5 separate regions of the Homo sapiens genome follow, and regions 2, 3, 4 and 5 are each linked to region 1. A link is a loop called in an ENCODE intact Hi-C map of the cell type or tissue named here. Cell type or tissue: CD4-positive, alpha-beta T cell. All regions are shown on one strand. Region 1 overlaps KIAA1671. Region 2 holds the start of KIAA1671-AS1 (KIAA1671 antisense RNA 1). Region 3 overlaps MIATNB (MIAT neighbor). Region 4 overlaps KIAA1671. Region 5 holds the start of LOC124905093 (a long non-coding RNA gene).

Evidence for each region. Hi-C counts contacts between places; a loop is a spot of excess contacts. Peaks named below come from ENCODE experiments on the same cell type or tissue, not always from the same donor. Only the 100,000 strongest peaks of a DNase experiment are listed, where the experiment ranks them.
Region 2: it touches region 1 in a loop (11-fold over the local background); 11 of 110 quality-filtered maps call a loop at or near these places.
Region 3: it touches region 1 in a loop (5-fold over the local background); 4 of 110 quality-filtered maps call a loop at or near these places.
Region 4: it touches region 1 in a loop (12-fold over the local background); 11 of 110 quality-filtered maps call a loop at or near these places.
Region 5: a loop joins it to region 1, with 2.8 times the contacts of the local background. A loop is called at or near these places in 3 of 110 quality-filtered maps.

Annotation. Positions count from the first base shown.
Region 1 is chr22:25,057,884-25,062,883 of GRCh38, forward strand. All of the region lies in intron 6 of KIAA1671, which reads left to right. Among named protein-coding and RNA genes, the nearest start is that of KIAA1671-AS1, 52 kb to the right of the region's middle. RefSeq lists an enhancer at 3,366-4,280. In CD4-positive, alpha-beta T cell, CTCF peaks have their summits at 2,901 (motif pointing right) and 3,102; DNase peaks (open chromatin) are centred at 2,918 and 4,648; H3K4me3 peaks cover 801 bases; H3K27ac peaks cover 1,090 bases.
Region 2 is chr22:25,108,269-25,113,268 of GRCh38, forward strand. All of the region lies in intron 6 of KIAA1671, which reads left to right. KIAA1671-AS1 (KIAA1671 antisense RNA 1) reads right to left here and starts at 4,424. Exons shown (of 5, transcript NR_038941.1): 1 at 4,349-4,424; 2 at 3,919-4,155; 3 at 2,690-2,729; 4 at 1,733-1,850. RefSeq lists enhancers at 2,379-3,241, 3,242-4,103. In CD4-positive, alpha-beta T cell, CTCF peaks have their summits at 2,838 (motif pointing right), 3,062 and 3,265; a DNase peak (open chromatin) is centred at 2,903; H3K4me3 peaks cover 1,321 bases; H3K27me3 peaks cover 235 bases.
Region 3 is chr22:26,676,554-26,681,553 of GRCh38, forward strand. The region is part of intron 1 of MIATNB (MIAT neighbor); the gene reads left to right. Among named protein-coding and RNA genes, the nearest start is that of MIATNB, 6.2 kb to the left of the region's middle. RefSeq lists an enhancer at 4,191-5,000. In CD4-positive, alpha-beta T cell, CTCF peaks have their summits at 2,652 (motif pointing right) and 2,853; a DNase peak (open chromatin) is centred at 2,638; H3K27ac peaks cover 1,350 bases.
Region 4 is chr22:25,169,669-25,174,668 of GRCh38, forward strand. KIAA1671 reads left to right here. Exons shown (of 13, transcript NM_001145206.2): 7 at 1,152-1,270; 8 at 4,572-4,821. Among named protein-coding and RNA genes, the nearest start is that of CRYBB3, 28 kb to the right of the region's middle. RefSeq lists a silencer at 2,534-2,828. In CD4-positive, alpha-beta T cell, CTCF peaks have their summits at 2,757 (motif pointing left) and 2,959; a DNase peak (open chromatin) is centred at 2,693.
Region 5 is chr22:25,445,686-25,450,685 of GRCh38, forward strand. It overlaps LOC124905093 (a long non-coding RNA gene), which reads right to left and starts at 2,308. Exons shown (of 2, transcript XR_007068033.1): 1 at 1,999-2,308. It also overlaps the pseudogene CRYBB2P1. In CD4-positive, alpha-beta T cell, CTCF peaks have their summits at 2,294 and 2,494; DNase peaks (open chromatin) are centred at 2,346 and 3,066; H3K4me3 peaks cover 1,504 bases; H3K27ac peaks cover 718 bases.

The DNA.
Region 1 (5,000 bases):
ACCCTCCTGGGTCTCCCAAAGTGCTGGTATTACAGGCATGAGGTACCGCACCCAGCCTCATCCCTCCTTTGAATAGAATCCATCCTAGCACCCTGTGGCAGACATGAGTTATGGAAAAAGCAAGTTTAAGACTTCAGGGTGTGATGAAGGATCCAGATTCCAGATGCAGCCCCACCAGTTGGAACCTAGATTTCTTCTTCTGGAAATGGAAATAACTCACTCAGGGAGATTTTCAAAACTTAGATACCCAGGTCACATCCCAGAAATTAAATCTAAATGCATGGGGGCAGGGCCTGGGCATCAGTGTTTTTTAAATAGACTTGACTTTTTAGAACAGTTTTAGATTTACAGGAAAATTGGAATGATGGTACAGAGAGTCCCCATACACCCACACCCAGTTTCCAACTGTCATCACCACCTTGCCTTAGCATGGTATGTTCATTACCATCAATGAGCCAATACTGATACATTCCTATTAAATAAAGTTCATAGTTTATTCCGATTTTCTCAGTTTTAATGTTACGTCCCATCCAGGATGTAGTATCAGACTTTTCTTTGTTTTTCATGAGCCTGGCAATCTTGAATAGTCTTGGTCAGGTATTTTTAGGATTCCCCCCTATTGTCTGGGTGTCAGTATTTTTTAGAGATCCCCGGGGGATACGGCACTGTTCGGAAACTGCTGCTCTAGGGCCTTGTGTGTGTGTCTGGGTGGGGATGAGTTGTTTATATAAAAACGAGTTAGCCTAAAGAGTAGAAGAGGAGAAGTAATTTCCATGGTCCGGTGATCTGTTGTTATAATGAACCATCACAGAACTTAGGGGTGTAACAGGGTCATGGATTCCGCAGGTCAAGAAGCCAAGCAGGGCTCTGTGGGTACAGCTCTTCTCTGCTGGGAGCCCTGAACAGCTGGGGCAGGAATCATCTGGAAGCCTCATCACTTACGTCTGGTGCCCGGGCTGGGATGACTCGAAGGCTGGGCTCCTGGGACTGATGACCAGAGCACCTGAGTGAGGCCTCTTCTCAGGACCTCTCTAAACTCAGATGTCACCCCTGGGCAAGGCCTTCCCTGACACCACCTCTGCATAAGGCCCGGGCCCCCATTATTCCCTCACAGCACCCCCATTATCATGTGCAGTGTCCTTCTGATATCTGCCTCCCTCATCAGGGTGGAGGCTGTTTGCTGACTTCTTATCCCTCCCCCACCAAACAAGAATTGCAGGACTGTAGGGCTCTTGAAGCTCTTGTTCACTTTTGTGTTTTCAGTGCAGAGTTGAAGCTAGGTGAATATTTTTTAAGTGAGGGGCCAGGCATGGTGGCTCATGCCTGTAATCCCAGCACTTTGGGAGGCCAAGGTGGGAGGATCGCCTGAGGTCAGGAGTTCAAGATCAGCCTGGCCAACATGGTGAAACCCCGTTTCTACTAAAAATACAAAAATTAGCTGGGTGTAGTGGTGGGTGCCTGTAATCCCAGCTACTGTAATCTCAGCTACCTGGGAGGCTGAGGCAGGAGAATCACTTGAACCCAGGAGGCAGGGGTTGCAGTGAGCCAAGATCACACCACTGCACTCCAGCCCTGGCGACAGAGTGAGACTCCATCTCAAAAAAAAAAAAAAAAAAAATTGTTGAATGAAGGAGTGAGTGAGTTCACAGCCGAGGAAGGGAAACAGACACACAACAGACAGATGCACAACAAACTAACCCGACAGAGGAGGGAGTAATTGGCTCTTCCTTGGCCTGGTGGCAGGGGAACTAGAAAGACTCATCTTGCCCTGGATCCTGACAGGGGAGTAGTTTGGCCAGGCGGAGGGAGGGGCAGGAAGGGTAACCCAGGTACCAGTCTGCACAAGGCCGGGAGGCTGGACAGCTTGTGTGGCAACAGTACCTTGCTGCCCCTCCCATGTAGTTCCTGGGAGGGGACCCCTGCACTCTCAGGGTGCCCACTCATCACTGAGCAGAGAGAAGGGTTCAGAGGGAAAATGGAGAATTTAGTTGGGGGCAGAATTCTGAGGGCAAAGTCCCTTCCAAACTGCCTCAGAAATCCCTGATCTGGGGATTCCTAAATGCCAGGCCTCCTGCAAGGCACCCGGGGCACCTTGGGGCTTGGAACCCGGATTTGCAGGCCCTTTCCCGGGGATTCTGCATCGGGAGCTGTGCCCGGAAGCCAGGCCAGGCAGGGATGGGGATTTCGTGACAAATGGTGGGGAGGAAGGAGCTTCCCTTGCATCCCAGCTCTTCCTTGCCCAGAATGTTGGTTGGATCGTCCAGTTTTTCAAGCAGAACTGATGATCCTGATTTTATTTTATTTATTTATTTATTTTGAGATGGACTCTTGCTCTGTTGCCAAGGCTAGAGTGCAGTGGCATGGTCTTGGCTCACCGCAACCTCTGCTGCCTGAGTTCAAGTGATTCTCCTGACTCAGCCTCCTGAGTAGCTGGGATTACAGGCGTGCACCATCACGCCTGGCTAATTTTTGTATTTTTAGTAGAGACAGGGTTTCGCCATGTTGGCCAGGCTGGTCTCAAACTCCTGACCTCATGTGATGGTCCACCTCGGCCTCCCAAAGTGCTGGGATTACAGGTGTGAGCCACCGCGCCTGGCCCAATCCTGATTTCAATGTGACATCTCACCATGTGCTCAGGCCACATTCTAGCTGCCTTCGGTTCACACTCTGGGTATCAGAGGTCTTGTTATTCACACTTGTTATCTCACTGGATCCTTGCCACAACTCTGGGAGACCCACGGGAAACTGAGGGTTGGCAAAACGAACTGACTTGGCCCAGGCTTCGACACTGGGCAGGTAGCACAGGTGGGGGCTCAATCCAGGGCCGCCAGTTTCTGTTTTACCTGCCTCATTCTCCTCCCAGGTGAAACAAGGCACTGGTTTTCTTGTGCATCATTCAGAAATGACCACAAGAGGGTAGGATGGAGACGGTCTATTTTCCACATTTCGTTAATTTGCTTTTAAGCCGTTTTACATTCGGGCCTCCATTCTAAACCTGAAACATCCAAATTTTCCATGACCACTTAGATTTTCATCTTTTCATGCAGCCCACTAATTTCGGTAGATGTGTCACTGTGCTCTGTCCCCATTGGGCCCCATGTCAGTTTCTATTTTGTGAACCTGACATCAGAGCTGCCCAGCTGAGCTTAGGATGTTCCTCTGCAGCCTTCACAGCCCTGGCTGCCCCATTTATTTTCATGGATGATATTTTCTCTTCCGGAGAAAGTATTTTTTGGGAAAAAAAAATTTTGTTTTTGTTTTATTTGTAAAAAAGAGCGTGGGGTATGGATAGCCGAGCCTATAGTGAGAAACTTATGGTTATAGAAACAGCATTTTTCTCTTAAGGAGATGTATTTCCAGAGATGCTGAATCTTCTACTTGAACTCGAGGTCTCTTGAGAATAGGGACATTTTGTCATATTTCAAGCCTGGGTTCTGTGCCACCTTCTCCAAGAAGCCCTCCTGGGTTGCACCCTATCCTGTGAACTCCTCCATTCCAGGCCCTCTAGCCTCTAGTGCTGTAATTTATTCCCAAGTGCTTCTCTTACAGACCGTGAGCCCCGCTGAGGGCAAGAATCCTGCCTCACTCATGTCCCTAATGCTTCACACTTTATCCTCAGGGCCTTCATTGATTGAGCAGTTGCAGTCAGCCTGCTGAGTGCTTTTCTCATATCATCTGACCTCTGCCTCACTGCCATCCTGTGAGGGAGGAAATTATCATGATTGTTGTTGTTATTCTCAGCCTCATTTTATGTCTGAAGAAACCGAGGCACAGAGAAGAGAAGCAGGTTGTCCTGGATGACAGTGTGAGGCAGGGCTGTAGTTGGGATTTGAACCCCAGGCCTACCTGAGTGCAGATCCCTGCTCCCAGCAGCTTCGCTCCCAGCTCCTGGTAGGGCTTAATCATGTTCACTGACTGAGTGGGGAGGGAGCGCTCCAGCCAGGTTGTAGGCGCTGCTGGCCCTGCGCATGCCCAGGCAAGACCTTCTAGCTTGCTTCTCCCTCTTTTCTCATCCCTTGGCACGGTTTGCTCCTTCTCCACTTCCTTCTTTTCCTCCTCCCTTTTCTCTTCCTCCCTCTTCTCTTCCTCCTGTTTTTTCTCCTCCTTTTCCTCTTCTTCCTCTTCCATTTTTATCTCTTCCTCCCTTTTCTCCTCCTTCTGCACTTTTTTTTTTCTTTTTAAAAATCAAGACAGGGTCTGGCCATGTTGCCAAGGCTGGTATTGAACTCCTGGGCTCAAGTGATCCTCCCACCTCAGCCTCGTGAAGTGCTGGGATTACAGGCCTGAGTCACTGCACTGGGCCCATCTCCTCTTCCTCCTCCTCTTCCCCCTCCTTTTCCTCTTCCACCTTTACCCCTTCCTCTCTTTTCTCCTCCTCCTCTTTTTTCTTCTTCCTCCTCCTCCTCCAATAGCTTATTGAAGTATAATTTACAGAGTATAAAATTCACTCGATTGAAGTGTACAGCAATTTTTAGTAAATGTACCAAGTTGCCCAGGGATCACTCTCTAGCCCAGAACATTGTCCTCACCCCAGAAGGAAGCACTGTACCTATTAGCAGGCACTCCCCCCAGCCCCCACCCCATCCAGCGGAAGCCCCTGGCAGCCACTCGTCTGCGGCCTGTCTCTGCAGTCTTGCCTTTTCTGCACATTTCCTGTCAGTGGGCTCATGCAGCATGGCTTTGTTGTGTCTGGCTCCTTTCACGCAGCACGGCATTTTTTTTACGCATCTGCGTTGGTTGTATCAGGACTTCAGGCTTTTCGACTGGGCTGCTGCTTCTTGCTGGGTCCTGTCTTCGCTGACCCCATCTACCCCATCTGCCCCTCCGCATGGTGGAGAGAACCGATTGGGGCCAGGAGGGCAGTTGTTGGGTCAGGCTGGGAACTGAGAGGATGGAAAATGTGTTTGCTGTTCCCCCCCTCCCAACCGGCACCCACCCCCGCCCCCCGCCACCCGCCACTCCCTAGTTGTGTGTTTTCAGTGATTTCAAATGTGCTGCAG
Region 2 (5,000 bases), 50 kb after region 1:
ATTTCCCACCCCGATGTCCAGATGGTCTGTTAAAAAGCTGTGTGCCATTCCAGCTTTCTAGGTATTTCTGGTGTGACTTTTCTGGGGCCAGCGGGGAGGACTCAGCTCTTTCTCAGGTCTGTTCCTGTTTCCACTCTGGACGTCCTGGGCCTGCGTAATGAGGGAGCAGACCATGAAGAGGACTTCATGGTGTAGGAGCTCACTATGGGCAATCTGTGTGGGGAAAATGGACAAACTTTGGAGGCCCACTTTGGATGCCAGAAGTCCTGGGACCTAGGAGGCTGCATGTGGTGGAGGGTGGAGCCAGGCACTCATGGAAGTGCGACCTAGCCCTGTGTATGTTTCCTGTGTATGTTTCCTCACCTGCATGGTGGAGTAATACTTCTGGATATATCAATGTAAGGTATATAGGCTGCTGCAAGAGCCCCCCACCCCATCTTTGCCTTCAATCTTCAGTTTTCTCATGGACCAGTTACCTACTTGCCTCTGGGCACTTGTATCTCTGTGATGTCTATGGGCCAGGAATTTGGGAGCAGTGTGGCTGAGTGACTGTGACTTGGAATTTCTTATGACGTTGTACTCAAGATACTGGCCAGGTCTACGGTCAGCTAAGGGTTTGACTAGAGATGGAGCATCTGCTTCCATAGTGGCTCACTCACATGGCCAGCAACTGGTGCTAGCTGTTTGCTGGGGGCCTCAGATTCTCTCCATGTGGGTTTCTGTGTGTGACTGCTTGAGCATCCTCACAACATGGCGGCTGGCTTTCCCCAGTATGACCTCAGAGAAGAAGGTAGAAACCATGATGCCTTTTATGACCAAGCTTTAGAAGTCCTACACTATCACTTCTTTTTTTTTTTTTTAGACGGAGTCTCACTCTGTCACCCAGGCTGGAGCGCAGTGGTGTGATCTCAGCTCACTGCAACCTCTGCCTCTCGGGTTCAAGCGATTCTCCTGCCTCAGCCTCCCAAGTAGCTGGTATTACAGGTGCCTGCCACTGTGCCCGGCTAATTTTTGTAGTTTTAGTAGAGACGGGGTTTCACCATGTTGGCCAGGCTGGTCTTGAACTCTTGACCTTGTGATCCACCCGCCTCGGCCTCCCAAAGTGCTGGGATTACAGACATGAGCCGCCGCACCTGGCCCATCACTTCTTCTTTACTCAGACGTGAGCCACCGCGCCCGGCCCATCACTTCTTTATTCTGCTAACCACACGGACCAACCTTGATTCGTTGTGGGAGGGGACCACACCAGGTTATGAATAAAAGGGGGCAAGGATTACTGATGGTCATCTTGGAGGACATCTATCAGCCATAACCTTGGTACATGATTTCACCTCTGTGGATCTCAGTCTCCTCTGTCAAATGGGTTCATGCAAAAAAATTCATTAGTTGATTCCTGTGAATGCTTAGAAATGGTGTTGGACATTTAGTTACCTCTTGATAAATATTAGCCACCACTGTCATCCCCTGCTGGGCTGTGAGCCCTCTGCTCTTAATCTCTATGCAGTGCCTGGCTCAGAGTAGGCACCCTCTGAATCTTTATTAAATGAATGAATGAAAGAATGAATGAGGCTGGATGTGGTGGCTCATGCTTGTAATCCCAGTACTTTGGGAGGCTGAGGCAGGTGGATCGCTTGAGTCTAGGAGTTCGAGACCAGCCTAGACAACATGGTGAAACCCTGTCTCTACAAAAATTACACACAAAAAAAAATTAGCTGGGCATGGTGGCACATACCTGTAGTCCTAGCTACCGAGGAGGCTGAGGTGGGAGGATCGCTTGAGCCTGGGAGGCCAAGGCTGCAGTGAGCTGTGATCATGCCACTGCAGTCCAGCCTGGGCAACAGAGTGAGATCCTGTATCCAAAAAAAGAAGAAGAGAGACAGGGAGAGAAAGAGAATGAATAGCTGTAAGGACTGGGAATACATAGAAAAGAAAGAGATCTGTTGGCCATATTGCCAGAGAGTCCTTTGTGATAAACTTTCTCAAGTGAGGCCCTTTGACCAGTGTCTAGAAAACAAATATTTGTTCAAAACTGAAGTGAGGTGGTGGTGGAAAGGACATAGGATGCATTCTGAGCGACCTGGGTTTCAATTGTGTACTTGGTGTCCGAACAATAAATATTTACAGAGCCCTGACTCTGGGCCAGGTACCATGTCAGACCTGGGAAAACCTGGGGTGGGAGCAGCTCTGGTGCATGCCTGGTGACATCCTTGCTGTGTGACCTTGGGCAAGTGAATCTATGTCTCTGAATCTGCATTTCCTTGTCTGTAAAAGTAGTGGGGTTGGGGGGACATGGATCCCTGCTAGAAGGAGAAACCTCCTTTAACAGGTGTGCCTGACCTCCAGGATCCAGCTGCTGCCCACCCCCTTCTAACAACCCCTGACATGTTTGGGATCTCCAGGCAGAGGACAGAAAACCTGCATGGGTCAGATGAGCGGGGCCTGGCCGAGGACAGTGGGTGTTAGGGTCTAGTCGTACCCCCAACCCCTAGTACTCCAGCCCTGTAAGGGTTAAAACCCAGGGAGCTCACGTGACCTAGTGTAAACCATGAATCATTCCCATTGCTCCCAGTGCTGAGCCTGCTGCCCAGGACAGGGCAGATGCTGTGCCCCGGGTTGCCATGGCAACTCCGCCTGTACTGAAATACAGCCCTCCCCAGTCCTTCCTGGGGGACCTCAGAGGCTGTCTCACCTGGATCAGTGTTGCCTTCCAGAGAGGGAGGGAGAGACAGCTGAAAAGGAGAGAGAGAGGAGAGACGCTTAGAGACAAGCAAGTGGAAGTTGAGACACAGGGAGAGGGAGGAGAGCGAGGCTGAGAAATCAACAGAGAAACAGACCACGAGAGGGAGACAGACTGACAGCCGACCAGAGGTCCCAAGACGCTGCCTGTAACCTTAGAGGCAGAAGCCGTTTCCCAGCAGTGCTAACCTTCCCGGGGCTGCCAGATCGCCGACATACACGCACACACACACAGAGTGCACACACATGCACACACGTGCAGCCGCATTTCCTGGTGCGCTTGCTGTGAGGGCACAGGGGTGGGTAGGCTGGCAGGCACGTGAAGTTGCCATCAGCCCCGAGGGACCGTGAGCGAGTTGGGACTTGGGGGAGAAAAAAATGGGGGCGGACGTCAGCTCCCTGGGCGGCCGCCGCCACCGCCTCCGCCTCCCCGAGGCCCCTCCTGCATTCCTGGGCAGCGAAGCCCCTCGCTAAGACGGGGGCTGATGTCATCCCGGGCTGCTCAGCCAGGGGACCCGGGGGCCCTGGTGGCTGCCTCCGGAAGTGAGCTAGCCGCCTGCCGGCCGACAGGTTTGGAATCTCCAGCCAGAGGACAGAAAACCTGCATGGGTCAGGTGAGCGGGGTCTGGCCGAGGGCAGCCGGGCAGGGGGCAGCAGGGTGCGGCAGCTTGCCCACCGGAACCTCCCAGGGTGCACCTCAGGGGGGCTGCCTACCTGAAGGGAAGTGAGGACGAGGGTGCCCAAAGGCCGCCCCCTCCACCCCCACCCCCATCCCCATCCCCCGCCTTTCGGGACCGTCACGCCCTGGAGTGAGTGCAGCCGGCTTGTTCCTCAAAGCTCCTTGTCTCGGCCGATCAGCTGGGTGAGCCCTGGAACTGGAACCTGGACTGCCCAGTGTGTTGACTTTATAACTCCGCTGGGGTGGACTCCCAGCCTGGCACTTAGCTGCCTCTTAATTCTGAGCGGCACCCGTGGATGCAGCCGGCTCCTGGCTCAGGGATGTTTACTTACCCTTGGTTTGCCTGAAGAAAGCTGCTGTTTTTAATTTTTTTTCCTCCAAGCAAGCCCAAAACTTCCATGAGCAAAAGAGTCCAAAGAGGCAAGAGGACACTGGCGTTTTAATTGCTCTCTCCCTCCCTAACTTCCTTCTTCCCTCTCCTCCTGGCTGGCCCCATGGATTACCTGGGAGATAAACTCACAGTGGCCCAGACCCACATGACCCAGTGGATGGGCACCGTGAGGAGGTCCTTCCAGGAAGCCCTCAATTTGGTGACCACCACGGTGGGCCACGAACGGACGAGTGCAGAGTCGGCCAGCCGGACCCCCTTCAAGCGTACTTCCTCCTTCCGACACCTGGCTTCCCGGAGTCGGGAATCCTTCCGCCGCTTCTCTGCTCGCAGCCAACAGAGATTTTCTTCACTGAGGAAAAGGCATACAGATTCGGAACCGCCAGATATTGTAAGCTTATTATGTTTTAAAAAATATTAAAACAACACTGAAAGCTCCTCCCCTCCAGTCCTCCCAGGGAGGGGGTCCCAGACATCAAACCGGGGAAGTTACTTCTTCCAGAATAGTTGTCAGTCAAAGCCCAGGCACTTCCTGTCCCCTGTACCTGGGAAAGAGGCACGTAGCAATAATTCCTCTCTCCTGAAGTCAGTCAGGACATTTTTGCTGGAGTCGACGTCTGTGTGGACAGGGCCAGCACGTGAGTTGGGCTGAATTTGCCAGTTGATTTATGTTTAAGTGTGAACACCCCAACCCCCGACACGAAAGCTCATCCTTCTCCCTATTTTTAGGGTGGATTAGTGGCACCTGCCTCATCTCCTCTCACCCTCCTAGGAAGCACAAGTGGCGGTGTCATGTGCACGCTGAGTTGTAGCTTTTGTCGTTCCACCGAGCTTTCATTGGATTGCCAAGGAAAGGGTCTTAGGAGACCGAGGTGTGGTGGGCGAGTTTGCCCGCTGGCCGTGAACCTTGGGTTTGGTGTGAGTGGGCCAGGGAGGGAGGCCTTGATTTCTTACTCAGGCAGGCTCGGGAGGGCTTGGATTGGGACAGCAGGGTGGAATGACAGCTAATGATTAAAACCTTGGCCTGTGTCCTGCTAGGCGACAGTGCAGAAACAATCGTAAGGTCCTTCTGATGATTTGGAGAGGTGGGACTGGGCCCAGAAAGCGAAAGTGCCTACTGTGGGGGAAGCACAGTGAGTGAGTGGCAGAGCCAGGTCCCGAACCCCAGGCTCTGACCTCCCCATTCACGGCTCTTTG
Region 3 (5,000 bases), 1.6 Mb after region 1:
CAGGGGTGGGCTCTCTCGGTGAGTCAGCCTTTCCTCAAGAGTGACCCTAGAAGTCAATATAATAGGGTATTTTATTTTTTAATTTTGGTAAAATAATCATAACATAAAACTTCACCACCATAATAATTTCTAAGTGAACATCTTGGTGGTATCATTCACATTGTTGTGCAACCATTATCACCATTGGTATTTATTTTTCTTTTCTTTTTTTTAGAGATGAGGTCTTGCTATGTTGCCCAGGCTGGCTTTGATCTCCTGGTCTCAAGCGATCCTCTTGCTTCAGCCTCTTGAGTAGCTGGGACTGCAGGCGTGCACCACTGTGCCTGGTGGTATTTTTAAAAAATAACACTTCTTTATGCCTAGGGCAGTGCTTCCAGAAATCCAGGTTCTTATTGCCAGGGAATTTGTTTATTTTATTATTATTTTTTTTTTGAGATGGAGTCTTGCTCTGTTGCCCAGACTGGGGTGCAGTGGCGCGGTCTCGGCTCACTGTAAGCTCTGCCTCCTGGGTTCACGCCATTCTCCTGCCTCAGCCTCCTGAGTAGCTGGGACTACAGGCACCCACCACCACGCCCGGCTAATTTTTTGTATTTTTAGTAGAGACGGGGTTTCACCGTGTTAGCCAGGATGGTCTCGATCTCCTGACCTCGTGATCTGCCCGCCTCGGCCTCCCAAAGTGCTGGGTTTACAGGCTTGAGCCACCGCGCATGGCCTGCCAGGGATCTTATACTTCACTGGGGAGTCAAAGAGTTCCTTGGTGACAGAGAAAAAGATAGAGTTTAGTGTGTGATCGTGAAGGACTGGCAAATATAAGCCACACACATCGCCACTCTTCCCTTCAGCATCCTTGACAGACATTGCAAGTTGATTGCCTATCTCTCTTTGGGAACTTGGGTGCATTTTCAGGCTCTTTCTCAGAACAGTGTTCTGGGTAGCCAAGTTTTAAAAGAACTTTGGAGTCAGTCTTAGGATTGAGACTACTGATAATCCTCAGTTTGAATCCCAGCTTTGCCACACACCTGCTGTTAGATCTTGGGGATGATTGCCCTTCCCTGAGCCTCCATCGGCTCTGTAGAATGGGGAGACCACTCCCACCTCATAGGGCCATTGTGAAGGTTCCCAAGCGTTCTTGCAGAGCTAAGACAGCGCTTGATGCCCTGCAAGTGTTCCCTGAAACCTCATTCTGTGTTAGCACCAGATGATGAGATTGGGGGCCAGAGGTGCTCTGTTGGAAAGAAGGTCAGGAGGAGGTGGGGTGAGGGTGGGGGCAGTAAGGGATGGCTTTCTGGGAGAATCAAAACTTGAGGGGAACCTTGAAGGATGGGGAATAGTCAATAAATCAGGAGAAAATAGTGATGGTGCAGGGCATTTCAGGATGGCTTCTCCAAGATTCATTGGACTGGTTCGGTAGGAGATGAGGATATTGATAGGATATTGGGGTGGGGGCAGGGTGGACACTTCAGAGGAGGTTACAGATTGAGCTAAGAAGTGGAGGCTGGTCTGTGCAGCAGTGTTCAAGGCGTGGTAAGAAGAGTTGGGAATCTCCCACGGCTGGCAGAACTTGTGAGCCCCCCTGCCCTCAAAGGACTACAAGACCCCTAATGAGAAGAGAGCTTCCTCCCAGTCCTCCTTTCTCTTCCTCCTCTCCCTCCCTCTATTCACCCAGCAGCTGTTTACTGAGTCCTTCTTTTATAGTGGGCACTGCCCTAGCCTCTGGGATGCCAGGTTGCTGGCCTTTCTGTTACCAGTGCACCTATTTGCTCTCGCCTGGGTACCTACTTTTGCACTGGCTTTTCCCGTCACTTAGAATGTATGTCCCTCTGGTTTTCACGTGGCTGACTTCTTGTTGGCGCTCAGCTGAACATCACTTGTTCAGAGAAGCCTCCCCTGACCACCCTGTCCACAGTACTCTATCACTGCAGTTCTCAAACATTTTGGCTTCAGGCTCTTTACACTCTTGCCATATGACGCACAGTGCTAGCTGATTGCCTGCCTATCTTTGGGAACTTGGGTGCATTTTCAGCCTTTTTCTCAGAAAAGTGTTCTGGGCAGCCAGGCCCAGTTGCAGGTGTTTTTTCAAAGGCATTGTGGATGCTGGCCACTCACAAGGCTCAACTGGCCCCTGTTTCATTCATTCAGCAAAATGTTGTTGAGTCCTACTGTGTGTCAAATACAATGCTGGGTGCCCAGGGCACAGCAGACAGGCATCACCCCTGCAGAGTGCAAAGCCCAGGAGAGGCAGTGAATGGAAACTAGATTTGGATGGGGGACAGGGACAGAAGGAAACCATTGTAGAGACTCTGCCATGTTGTAAATTAAAACAGAGACGTTTTAAAAAGACTTGTTTATTCATGGAAAAATCACAATAACAATAATAAACCCATCGCATATTAACAAAAATAACACATGCTTTATTATGAATAACCGTATTTTCCAAAGCAAAATAAATTTAGTGAGAAGACAGCATTATTTTACTTTCTTAGGGTAAATCTCTTTAATGTCTGGCCTAATAGAAGACAGATTGTGTTGCATTCTGATATCTGCCTCTGCATTTAGTCTGTTGCATGTCAGTGTCGTGTAGCTCCTGGGAGTCCAGTCCGCTTTGTAGGTGCTCTGTGGCCCAGCCAGAGCTGTAGTTCACAGGAGCGACCAGGAGATGGTGGTGTTGCACCAAACCCTCACTGCTTATTATTGGAAACTCAGTTCCTCTCAGGGGCATTTGGGGCTGGATGCTCTACGGGATACTCTGGAAATCACAGAGTTTTAGGGCATTGAGTAGGACTTGGCATGGGTGGGACAAGGATAGGGACTGGAGAGAATGCAGCTGAGGACAGAAACTCTGGAAAACCACTCTTCATTTTTGCGGAGGGCTCCTTTTCTTTTCTCTCTCTCTCTCCCTCCCTCCTTCCCTCCCTCCCTCCTTCCCTTCCTCCCTCCTTCCCTCCCTTCCTCCCTTCCTTCCTTCCTTCTTTTCTTTTTTTTCCTTTTTTTTTTTATGGAGTCTCACTCTATCGCCAGGCTGGAGTGCAGTGACGCGATCTCGGCTTACTGCAACCTCTGCCTCCCAGGTTCAAGCGATTCTCTTGCCTCAGCCTCCCTAGTAGCAGGGGTTACAGGCGCCTGCCACTGCACCTGGCTAATTTCTGTATTTTTAGTAGAGTCGGGGTTTCACCATCTTGGTCAGGCTGGTCTTGAACTCCTGACCTTGTGATCCACCCGCCTCGGCCTCCCAAAGTGCTGGGAGTGAGCCACCTTGCCCAGCCGAGGGCTCCTTTTCCTAACAGAGGCCAAGCCAAGTGACTTCCCCTCTCTAAGCCTCAGCTTACTCCTCCACCAAATGGGCAAAGTACGCCTTTGGCTTCCATTCCATCCTGCCACTCTCAGCAGGGTTCACTATTTTGATAACACTGGTGTTTTCAGCAATGCAGGATCCCCCAACCATCGACCTCTGAGGCCTAGACTATTCCAAGAACTCGCTGATGCTGTGAGCTCTTCCTGCAGGCAAAACTGTTCCTTCTCTCTCCACCTCCAAACACACCTTCATTCACCTGGATTGAGTTAAAGTGGCCGGTACTGTTTTCCGAGTGTTTGCTCCATGCAGGCTCTGTGCTGAATGGTTTGGACACATTGATGTATGAAGTGCTCAGAAATAGTTTACGAGTTTCATTACCACCCCCATTTTATAGGAGGAGGCACTGAAGCTTAGAGAGGTGAAGAAACTCACCCAAAGACACATGGTTGGAGGATGGAGAAACCTGGATTCAAGGTGGTCACCACACCCATGGGGCCGCATCACCCCAAAATGCTGACTCCGTCTTGTGGGATCGAACCCAGTTACTCTTTCTATGCTGGTTTCTCTCCTGTCACTCCTTCTCCCTGCAGGGTGTTCATTGCCCTCGGGGATCTGAGCACAGTTTGTGATTTCATATTTATTGGCTCATTGACTGCTCCCCTGACTGTGAGCACCACAAGGGCAGGGGCAATGCAGCCTGCTTCACAGCTGTACCCTGGGTACCCAGTACTGCACTTGGCACAGAGTTGGGAGTCAACAACATTTTACTGAATGAATGAAACAAGAGTCAGTTGGGCTTTTCTAGTGGGTGGTGTCCAGGCAAATTAGGGAGTAGCCAGATCCACCCCTTACTGGTTATGTGACTTAGGGCTGATGACTTCCCCTGTTTGAGCCTCAGTTTCTCCATCTGTAAAATGGGAATAACTGTGTTCCTTTCTTTTTCTTTTTCTTTTCTTTTTTTTTTTTTGAGACGGAGTTTCACTCTGTTGTCCAGGCTGGAGTGCAATGGTGCGATCTCAGCTCACCGCAACCTGCACCTCCTGGGTTCAAGTGATTCTCCTGCCTCAGCCTCCCGAGTAGCTGGGATTACAGGTGTGTGCCACCATGCCCGTCTAATTTTGTATTTTTAGTAGAGATGGGGTTTCTCCATGTTGGTGAGGCTGGTTTCGAAATACCAATCTGAGGTGATCCGCCCACCTTGGCCTCCCAAAGTGCTGGGATTACAGGCATGAGCCATCGCGCCCGGCCCAACTGTGTCCCTTTCAATGAAGCTACCCGGATTTGGCAAGAGAGCATATGCAACGTGTCTGCATGTGATGGGCTCTCAATTCCTGTTTCATGTGTTGATGGTTTCTCTTGGCCTTGGGCAGGTATGGCAGGCCAACAGGGTTGGGGGAAGACAGAGTGGCCTGAGGATTAGACCGGGGAGCAACAGGACCAAGTCATGGAGCAAGCTGGCCGGCAGCTCTGGCCTCTTTATCCTCTGAGCCTGCCTGTGGTGAGCACTCAAGAAGCCACAGTCATGGCGGCCCAGTCCCTACAGTCATCTCTTGCCTGGCCCATGGCCTATAAACAGATCCTCCCCTGCAAAGCACCCACAACAGCGGCGTAGCCATGTAGCCAGGGGGACAGAGACCGCTGTGGGGAGCTGGTGCTGTTCAGCCTGAAACACTAGCGATTTCCTAATCTTCACTCAAGAGGCCTCTCC
Region 4 (5,000 bases), 110 kb after region 1:
CAGTCATTTAATGGGGATTTATGGCCTTTCCACCGTGTGCCAGGCTTGGCCCTGTGGTCAGTTCTGTGCTAATCAGCACCCTTGCTCCCTGCGTGCCCTCTCTGAGTGCCCAGGCCGAGGGCCGAGACCAGCAACAGACCGGGTTGCAACAGCCCAAGGGATTGATGTTGCCTGAAGCGCAGTGGTTTGGACCTGGGGGTTGAATTCCACTTCGCTGGCTGTTTACTGGCTATTTGATTTGGGGCGTGTAATTTCATGTTTTTTGTTTGAGATGGAGTGTCTCTCTGTCGCCCAGGCTGGAGTGGTGCAATCTTGGCTCATTGCAAGCTCCGCCTCCCGAGTTCACGCCGTTCTCCTGCCTCAGCCTCCCAAGTAGCTGGAACTATAGGCGCCTGCCACCACACCCAGCTAATTTTTTATATTTTTAGTAGAGATGAGGTTTCACCATGTTAGCCAGGATGGTCTCGATCTCCTGACCTCGTGATCCGCCCACCTCGGCCTCCCAAAGTACTGGGATTACAAGAGTGAGCCACCATGCCCGGCCGTAATTTCATGTTTTTAAGCCTCAATTTTATCATCTGTAAAATGGGGATCGTAATAAGATCCACCCCATGGGATTGTCGAGGGACTGTAGTTCAACCAGGTGATCTCATGTCAAGAGCTCAGCCCAATGCCTGTCCCAAGTTCGGTGCTCCATGGATGTTCTGTCTGGTGATGCGGTTGGGAAACACGGTGGTGGTAGGAACCTGGGCAAGCGGGTGCATGGAGCTTCCCCCAGCCAGATCCATGAGTCTGAGTAACACTGAAGATGAGAGAAGTGTGCCCAGGCTGTACTGTGAGGAGGAGAGAGGGCCATTGAGGTGGGGGCCAGGCGATGCCCTGCAGGGCTCCACATGCCAGGTAGGGTGACCACTTCATCCCAGTTGGCCCACTTTTAGCACTGAAAGTCCTGTATCCTGTGATATCTTGGTAAACCAGGACGATTGGTCACGCTAGTGCCCAGCCAAGATGTCTGGCCCCACTTAGGAAGGCAGCGGGTTGCTGGGATGGGTTTGAGCTGGGGGCCATGCGATCTGATTTGTGTGTCAGCCGGGACGGGGGTTCTGAGTACATTTCCTGGTAGAAATCTCACATCTGGCTTGTCTTTGCAGGACCAGCTGAAGCAGTGTTTCTCCCGGCAGCCCACTGAACCCAAGGACACTGACACCCTCGTGCACGAAGCCGGCAGCCAGTATGGGACGTGGACAGAGCAGTGCCAGAGTGGGGAGAGGTAGGACGCGTGCGACGGGATTCTGGCTGCAAAGGGGGCAGCTGGGCTGGAGTTGCTGCAGCCCACCCACCTCCTGATTTCTATATTGCTAAAACCTCCAGTCTGTAATTATAAAAGGAACCCATTCTTCTTTTAAAAAGGAAATTAGGAAGTACAAAAAAATAATAATAAAGATTATGGGCCGGGTGCGGTGGCTCACGTCTGTAATCCCAGCACTTTGGGAGGCTGAGGCGGGCGGATTGCCTGAGCTCAGGAGTTCGAGACCAGACTGGGAAACATGGTGGAACCCCGTCTCTACTAAAATACAAAAAATTAGCTGGGTGTGGCAGCGTACCCCTGTAATCCCAGCTACTTGGGAGGCTGAGGCAGGAGAATCAATCACTTGAACCTGGGAGGCGGAGGTTGCAGTGAGCCGGGATTGTGCCACTGCACTCCAGCCTGGGGGACAGAGCAAGACTCCGTCTCAAAAAAACAAACAAAAAAAGATTATGGGTCAGCCACAGTGGCTCACACCTGTAATCCCAGCACTTTGGGAAGCCCAGGCGGGCAGATCACTTGAGGCCTGGAGTTTGAGACCAGCCTGGCCAACATGGCGAAACCCCATCTCTACTAAAAACGCAAAAAAAATTAGCTGGGTGTGGTGGTGGGCACCTGTGATGCCAACTGCTCAGGAGGCTGAAGCACAAGAATCACTTGAACCCGGGAGGTGGAGGCTGCAGTAAGCCAAGATTGCGCCAATGCACTCAATCCAGCCTGGGCGACAGAGAGAGACACCTTGTCTAAAAAAAAATAATAATAATAATAATGATATATGAAATATCCAAGATAGGCAAATACCATAGAGACAGAAAACAGATGAGGCGCTGGGGTGGAGAGGGAATGGGGAGTGGCTGCTTCGTGGGTATCTGGTTTCCTTTTGGGGTGATGGAAATTTCTAGGATGACAGTGATGATGGCTCCACAACACTGTGACTGTCCTGCATGTGACCAATGGCAAATTGTATTTTACCACAGTGATAAAAATGATAAAGTCACCAATATTAAAGTTGGCAGGAGGGTGATAGAATTGAAAATGGATAAGAAAAAGTAAAAGGAAAGCAAAGGTTTTTTACAGTGCCCGAGAAAGCTGTTTTTCCCACTGACCCATGAAATATGTGTTTAGTTATGAGCTTACTTAAATTTATCTAGAATACCCCTGCAAGAGCACTGGACTGAGAGTCTGGAAACCCAGGTCTTGGTTTTGCACATGTCACTGTGTGACCCTAGGAGCCCGTTCCTCTCTCGGGGTCTCCATTCCCCAGTTCTGACTCAGGACCTGTGGGACCTGGAGTGTGGACTTAGGTGCACCCCTGAGGGGGTGCTCCCTGCTGTCCTGCAGAGACAATGCAACTTCCCCTCCTCGGGCCACCCCAGGAGCATGGCACACCCAGCCTTGGACAGTGGTGCCACCTGCTGTCTCTCAGTGCTGTTACCTTCATCCCGTGTGGATTTGCCTCAATCCACCTTACAACCCTAACATCCTCCATATGACAAGTAATAAAATCACCCCAGAGCTGACAGAAAGCACGATGAAATGCCAGCACACCTGTGGAAAGTTCTGCTCAAGGGAGCAGACTGGTGGTCTTGAGAGTAGGCCCACTTGTCAGGTGTGCCCACCTGTCCTTTCTCAAGGCGAGGGTTTCCCATGACCTGGAGGCTTTGCTAGGCTATTGGCTTAGGTGTTCTTTTTAATATGTGGATGGAGGCAGGGCAGGAGGTTTTTAATGACTTGAATTATCTGTAAATTTTCTATCTTACATTATTCCAATGACCCAAGTGATACCTGATTATATTATCATAGGAAGAGATTTCAGAAGTAGGAGAGAGCCAAGGACATGGACGCTGGAGTCAGACTGCCTGGGCTCAATCCCAGTCCTGTTGCTGGGGACAAGCTAATTTACATCTCTATGCCTCAGTTTCCTCACCTTTAACAAGGTGAATAAGAATACTTAAGTTCATGAGGCCAATTATATTAGTCTGTTTTCACACTGCTATACAGAACTACCTGAGACTGGGTAATTTGTAAAGGAAAGAGGTTTAATTGACTCACAGTTCTGCAGGGCTGGGGAAGCCTCAGGAAACTTACAATCATGGCGGAAGGTGAAGGGGAAGCAAGGCACGTCCTACCTGGCAGCAGGAGAGAGAGAACGGGAAGGTGCCACACACTTTTAAACCATCAGATCTTGTGAGAGCTCACTCACTATCATGAGAACAGCAAGGAGGACATCTGCCCCCATTATCCAATCACTTCCCCCCACCAGGCCCTTCCTCCAATTCGACATGAGATTTAGTTGGGGACACAAATCCAAACCATGTCACCAACCCTAACTTGTAGGATTGTGGCAGTTATAGGCTAATCCTCATAGGATTATTGGAGAGGACTGAATGACACATTTTTTAGCACAATGCTTGGCACATAGTAAGTGCTCAGTAGATTTTTATTAAATGACTGAATGAATAAGTGAATGAAATAATGCAGGTCCCACCACCTGCTCTTCCATAGGTAACTGCTGATAACAATTTGATCTACATCAGCACTGCCCAGCAGAAATACAACATGATGATTTGATCCTTATGCAATATATACATGTATTGAAACACCACTCTGTACCCCGGAAACGTGTAATTACTATGTATCGATTATAAATAAAAAAGAATTATAATGTAAGCTGCAAATGCAAGACATATATGTAATTTAAAATGTCCTGGTAGCTACACCAAAAGAATAAAAAGAAACAAGTGAAATTCAATTTAGGGATGTATTTTATCAGAACCAAGGGATCCAAAATACTATCATTTCCACATGTAATTAACATGAAAAGTTATTAGCGAGGCAGTTTACATTCTTTTTTTCTATTCAAAGTATTGGAAATCCAGTGTGTAAGGTATAGGAAATCCAGTGTGTAAGATGCTCACGGCATATCTCAGCTCTGTCACTTGCTCCATTGCAAGGACCCAACAACCACCTGTGATAAGCAGCTTCCGTCCAGGACAGCGCAGGGCCAAAGGATCTTGAGTGGCACAGGACTGACTCCTCCCATTCTGCACCTGGCCAGGTGTTCCAGGCAGTGCCTTAGACAGCACCTCGCTGGCACATCTTGTGCTGTTTCCAAAGAGGGTCTTCTGCTGGGATGTTCTGTCTGTTGTTACTTGGCTTATAAAACATAACCCAAGCTATGCTGCCTGCAGCATCCTTCACTTGAAATCCCGTTCTCTGAAACGTTCTCCATAACCATGTCTCCCTTCATTCCCTTTTTTGGCAGCTTGGCCACTGAGTCCCCAGATAGCAGTGCCACATCGACAAGGAAACAGCCCCCCAGCAGCCGTTTGTCTTCTCTGTCCTCCCAAACGGAGCCCACCTCGGCAGGGGACCAGTATGACTGCTCCAGGGACCAGCGGAGCACCAGCGTGGACCACTCCAGCACTGACCTGGAATCCACCGATGGGATGGAGGGGCCGCCTCCACCGGACGCCTGCCCTGAAAAGAGAGTAGATGACTTCTCCTTCATTGATGTAAGTCAGTGGCCAGGAGCATTTCTTCTTAAATGGAAATTCCAGCCTCTCTCTGTGAATTGCCACTTCAGGTGTAGGATCTGTGTGCCAGGGACCCTTGGAGTGGGTACGGAGGGCACTGTCTTTGAAATGGGACTCACTTATGCATGTATCTTGGACCTGCCATACACCTGCTGTGT
Region 5 (5,000 bases), 390 kb after region 1:
CAGTGGCATGCTCATGACTCACTGCAGCCTCGAACTCCAGGGCTCCAGTGATCCTCCCACCTCAGCCTCCCAGGTAGGTGGAACCACAGGCACACACAACCATATGGGGCTAATTTCTAAAAGTTTTTTGTAGAGGTGGGGTCTCCCTAAGTTGCCCAAGCTGGTCTTGAACTCCTACCCTCAAACTACCCTCTTGGTTTGGCCTCCCAAACTGTTGAGGGATTACAGGTGTGACCCACTGTGCCTGGTCCTCCTAGAAAGACCTTGCAGTGTGGGTAGCACTTAAAATGGAACAGATGATGTAGGCAAATGCCTTTCTTTAGATGAGGCAATGTGGAAAGGAAGCAGAGCAGACTGACCAAGAGCATGGAGCCTGGTGCCTATGGCCTGGGTTCAAATCCCACTGAGAAGCTGCACATACCTAGGAGTGTTATGTAAATCTCTCTGTGCTTCAGTCCCTGTTCTGAGATACACGAATGTTAGGCCGAGCGTGGTGGCTCACACCTATATTCCCAGCACTTTGGGAGGCTGAGGCAGACGGATCACCTGAGGTCAGGAATTCGAGACCAGCCTCATCAACATGGTGAAAACCCGTCTCTACTAAAATACAAAAATTAGCCGGGCGTGGTGGCAGGCACCTGTAATCTCAGCTATGTGGGAGGCTGAGGCAGGAGAATCGCTTGAACCCAGAAGGCAGTGGTTGCAATGAGCCGAGATCCCTCCATGGCACTCCAGCCTGGGCAATAAGAGCGAAACTCTGTCTCAAACAAACAAACAAACAAAAAACAAATGTTAATATGGTCCCTCTTATGATATAACGCTAACATTGAATTCAGGTAAAGCCTTAAGAAGACTGGTGCCGGCCAGGTGCGGTGGCTCATGCCTGGAATGCCAGCACTTTGGGAGGCCAAGGCGGGCAGATCATGAGGTCAGGAGATCGAGACCATCCTGGCTAAAATGGTGAAACGCTGTCTGTACTAAAAATACAAAAAATTAGCCAGGCATGGTGGCGGGCCCCTGTAATCCCAGCTACTTGGGAGGCTGACGCAGGAGAATCGCTTGAACCCGGGAGGCAGACGTTGCAGTGAACTGAGATCACGCCACTGCACTCCAGCCTGGGTGACAGAGCGAGACTCCGTCTCAAAACAAAAAAAAAAAAAAAAAAAAAGAGAGAGAGAGAGAGAACTGCATTAATACAGATGGTTCCATATTTTCTCCAGGGATCATCCGACTGAGGAGGTGGGTGGGGAGGTGTGGGACAAAATGGGGATTATGGTATTGTTCAAAACGGAGGATTTTAATGTGGTCTCCAGTTGGATAGAAGTTGTGTGTACATGTGTTTGTATTATCTATACACACAGAGACACTGTTCTGAGTTCCTCATGTATATTAATCTGTATTTTATCCTCTCAACAACTCTTATGAGAAGGTACTTTTCTGCAGATGGAGAAGCTGAAACACGCAGAGGATTCACTGCCTGCTCCAGGTCACCAGCTTATAAGTGGCTGGAGCAGGATGTTAACCCAGGTGGCCTGGCTCCAGAGTCCATGCACTGAGCTAGAACAAAGAAGATAGAAAAGAGGGCACATTCAGCTTGCTGGGCTTTCCTGTTCATGCTCACTCTGTCTCTCCGGAAGAGGGTCACCTTTTCCTATCCTCCTGTCTTTGGACTTGAAACTCCATGATTTGGGCCTTTGTATTCTGCTACTTGCACCAGCAAACACAAAGGATTCTCAAATCTTGGACCTCAGACTGGGAGCTGCAGTGAAAGTTTCCGTTGTTTTCAGGCTTTTGCACATAAACAAATCCACATGGCTGGTTCCCCTGGGAGCCACACTACTGCTGCTTTTTCTCATTCTCCAGCTTGCAGATGACCTGCTGTGGGACTTTGCCTTGCAATTAGGTGAGCCAATTCTCCCTATAAATTCCCATTTACAACACACACACACACACACATATGTACACACACACACACGTATATACACACACAAGACTTACTTATCCTGAATACATATGCACCCAACAGTGGAGCAGCCAGATTCGCAGGTACTTGAAAGCTGAGATGGGAGGATCACTTGGGTCCGGGAGGTTGAGGCTGCAGTGAACTGTGATTGCACCACTGCACTTCATCCTGGGGGACAGAGTGAGACCCTGTCCAAAAAAAAAAGGGAGCTTCACAGGGGGAGGTCCACATGCATAGGTTGGGGAGTTCCTGCTCCCTGGTGTCCCACAAGGCACCCTTCTACCCTACCTGACCTGGGCTTATGCTGACCATGAGGTGAATCATCCTGCACTGTGCACTGTGACTGGCAGGGGGCGCTGAAACCGCCTTTTCTGCCCCACATGGTGCGCATGCGTGTTCTCACCGTAGACGCTGCGTGGCGTGCGTGGCGTGCGTGGCGTGCGTGGCGTGGAGTCCAGAATGAGAAGAAGGAAAGCGGGGCCGGTTCCTTCAGGACCCGCCTCAGGGGGCACCGCGGCGGCTTGGGGACCACTTGGAGCCCCGTCCTGGGGAGAAAACAGCTCACGTCTATGGCCCTGACTGCTTAGGCGGGAGCTGCGTGCAGCTCAGCTTCTCCGGGGCATTTTTTTCTACACGGTGAGTACAGAAGTTTGTTTCCTCGAACGTTCCCTTTATTCTCATCTTCTCACTAGTTTTCCTCTTTCTCTTATAGTATTTTAATATTTGTTTTACCATTAGTTTTGTTCCCTGAGGGCTTTTGAGGGTGGGAAGTGTAGCAGACTGTGGTATTTTTAGGGTTTGAGGAGTTCTTCTGAGGGAACCTGTCCCATATAGATGGGGAGAGAGGAAGGGGAAGCCCGGCCCAGGTGGGAGTGGGGGCCAGGTCTGGGTTTTTGGCCGCCTCCTGTCCAGGCCTCAGACGGAGGAAAAAAGATGCCAGCTGCCTCCAGGATTTGATGAATTTTTAAATTTGCCTTCCCGCCATCGGGACAAATCGGGACTCTTTCACCCCCCTCCAACCCCCGCCCCCAGGGAAGCCTATGTCCCCTTCTGTCCCTCTGGTCACGACCACCTGACCAGGGGGGAGGGACACCCTAGTGCGAGCCTGACGGGGACTTACCCCTGATGACGGCGATGCTGAGGACCTGGTTCTCTCCATTCTGCTCAGTGTTACGTCCCCTGTGCAGAAATGTCTATTCAGGGTCCCTGCCCAATTTGGTGTTATCTTATTGTGGTTATTGCTGCTTAGCGCTGTTAACGTATTGCATATCTTTTATAACAACCCCTTAGGAGATATATGCTTCCCCCAAACTTTCTCCCCATTTGTAGGATTCCTTTTCATTTGGGTCATTGTTTCCTTTCTGTACAGAAGCGTTCCAGTTGGATGTAGCCCCACATGGTTGTTTTTGCTTTTGTTACTTGTGATTCGCTTTCCCAATTTAAAAAATAAATATATTCATAAGTCATTCCATTCTCGACGAGATTTTGTCCCTCTTCTTTTTTTTCCTTTTTTTCTTTTCCTGTTTCCAAACTGTGAGCCTAGATGCAAGTTGCCCCAAAACTAAGTGCTCCACCATCCCCTCTTTTTATCTTACAGACATTTGATGATGATCTGTAATTTCAGGCCTTGTGTTTGGGTCTTCAATCCATTTTGAGTTGATTTTTGTGTATTGTATACCAGAAGGTTCCTGTTTCATTCTTTTTCATAAAAACATCAGTTTTTTCAAAACCATTTAATGAAGAAAATCTCCTATCCCCATTGAGGCTTTGCAAACTCTGATACTGTTTTCATTTGCTTTGGAGGTATACCCAGTAGTGGGATTGCTAGATCATATGGTAGTTGCGTTTTCAATTTTTTGAGGAATTTACAACTTTTTTTTTTTTTTGGAGAGGAAGTCTGGCTCTGTTGCCCAGGCTGAAGTGCAGTGGCGTGATCTCGGCTCACTGCAATGTCTGCCTCCCGGGTTCAAGTGATTTTCCTGCCTCAGCCTCCCGAGTAGCTGGGACTACAGGTGCATGCCACCATGCCCGGCTAATTTTTTGTGTTTTTAGTAGAGACGGGGTTTCTCTGTGTTAATCAGGATGGGCTTGATCTTCTGACCTCGTAATCTGCCCGCCTCGGCCTCCCAAAGTGCTGGGATTACAGGCATGAGCCACCGCGTCTGGCCTACAACTTTTTTCCATAGTGTATATCCTAATTTATCTTTACACCAACAATGCATAAGATTTTCCCTTTATCCAAATCCACACCAGCATTCTTTTTAATTTTTAAGATATTTTCAGTAACATGTATTCCAGTAGGTGTGGGATGGTATCTGAATGTGGTTTTGGAGTACAATCTTTTCTGATGAATAGTAATGTTGAGGACCTTTTCTCTTACGTGTTTGTGCATGTTATGTAATTTTGGCAGCGATGTCTATTCGGGTTTTCTGCCCGATTTTAGTTTGGATATGTATTTTTTATGCTATTTGGTTTTTTTTTCTGTGTATATGTTTGATAACAACCAGTTATCACTTCTCTGATTCCCTCCTATTTTCTCACAATCTTTTTCTTTTTTGAGACGGGTCACTCTCACCCATGCTGGAGCACAGCGGCACATCACAGGACCATGTGTATTGGGGTATTGGCTACCTACAGCTTTGCAACGCAATTTGATATGAGGAATTGTGAGTCCTCCAACTTAGTTTGTATTTGTCAGGGTTCCTTAGAGGTTCAGGGCTCTTTGTGGTTCCATGATAATATTAGCATTGTGTATTTAAACTTTTTTTTTTTTTTTTTTTTTTTTTTTTTGACGGAGTCTTGCTCTGTCAACCAGGCTGGAGTGCAGTGGCATGATCTCGGCTCACTGAAACCTTCATCTCCTGGGTTAAAGCGATTCCCCTGCCTCAGCCTCCCAAGTAGCTGGAACTACAGGTGCATGCCACAACACCCAGCTGAATTTTTTTTTTTTTTGTATTTTAGTAGAGATGGGGTTTCATCATGTTGGCCAGGATGGTCTCGATCTCTTGACCCTGTGATCTGCCTGCCTTGGCCTCCC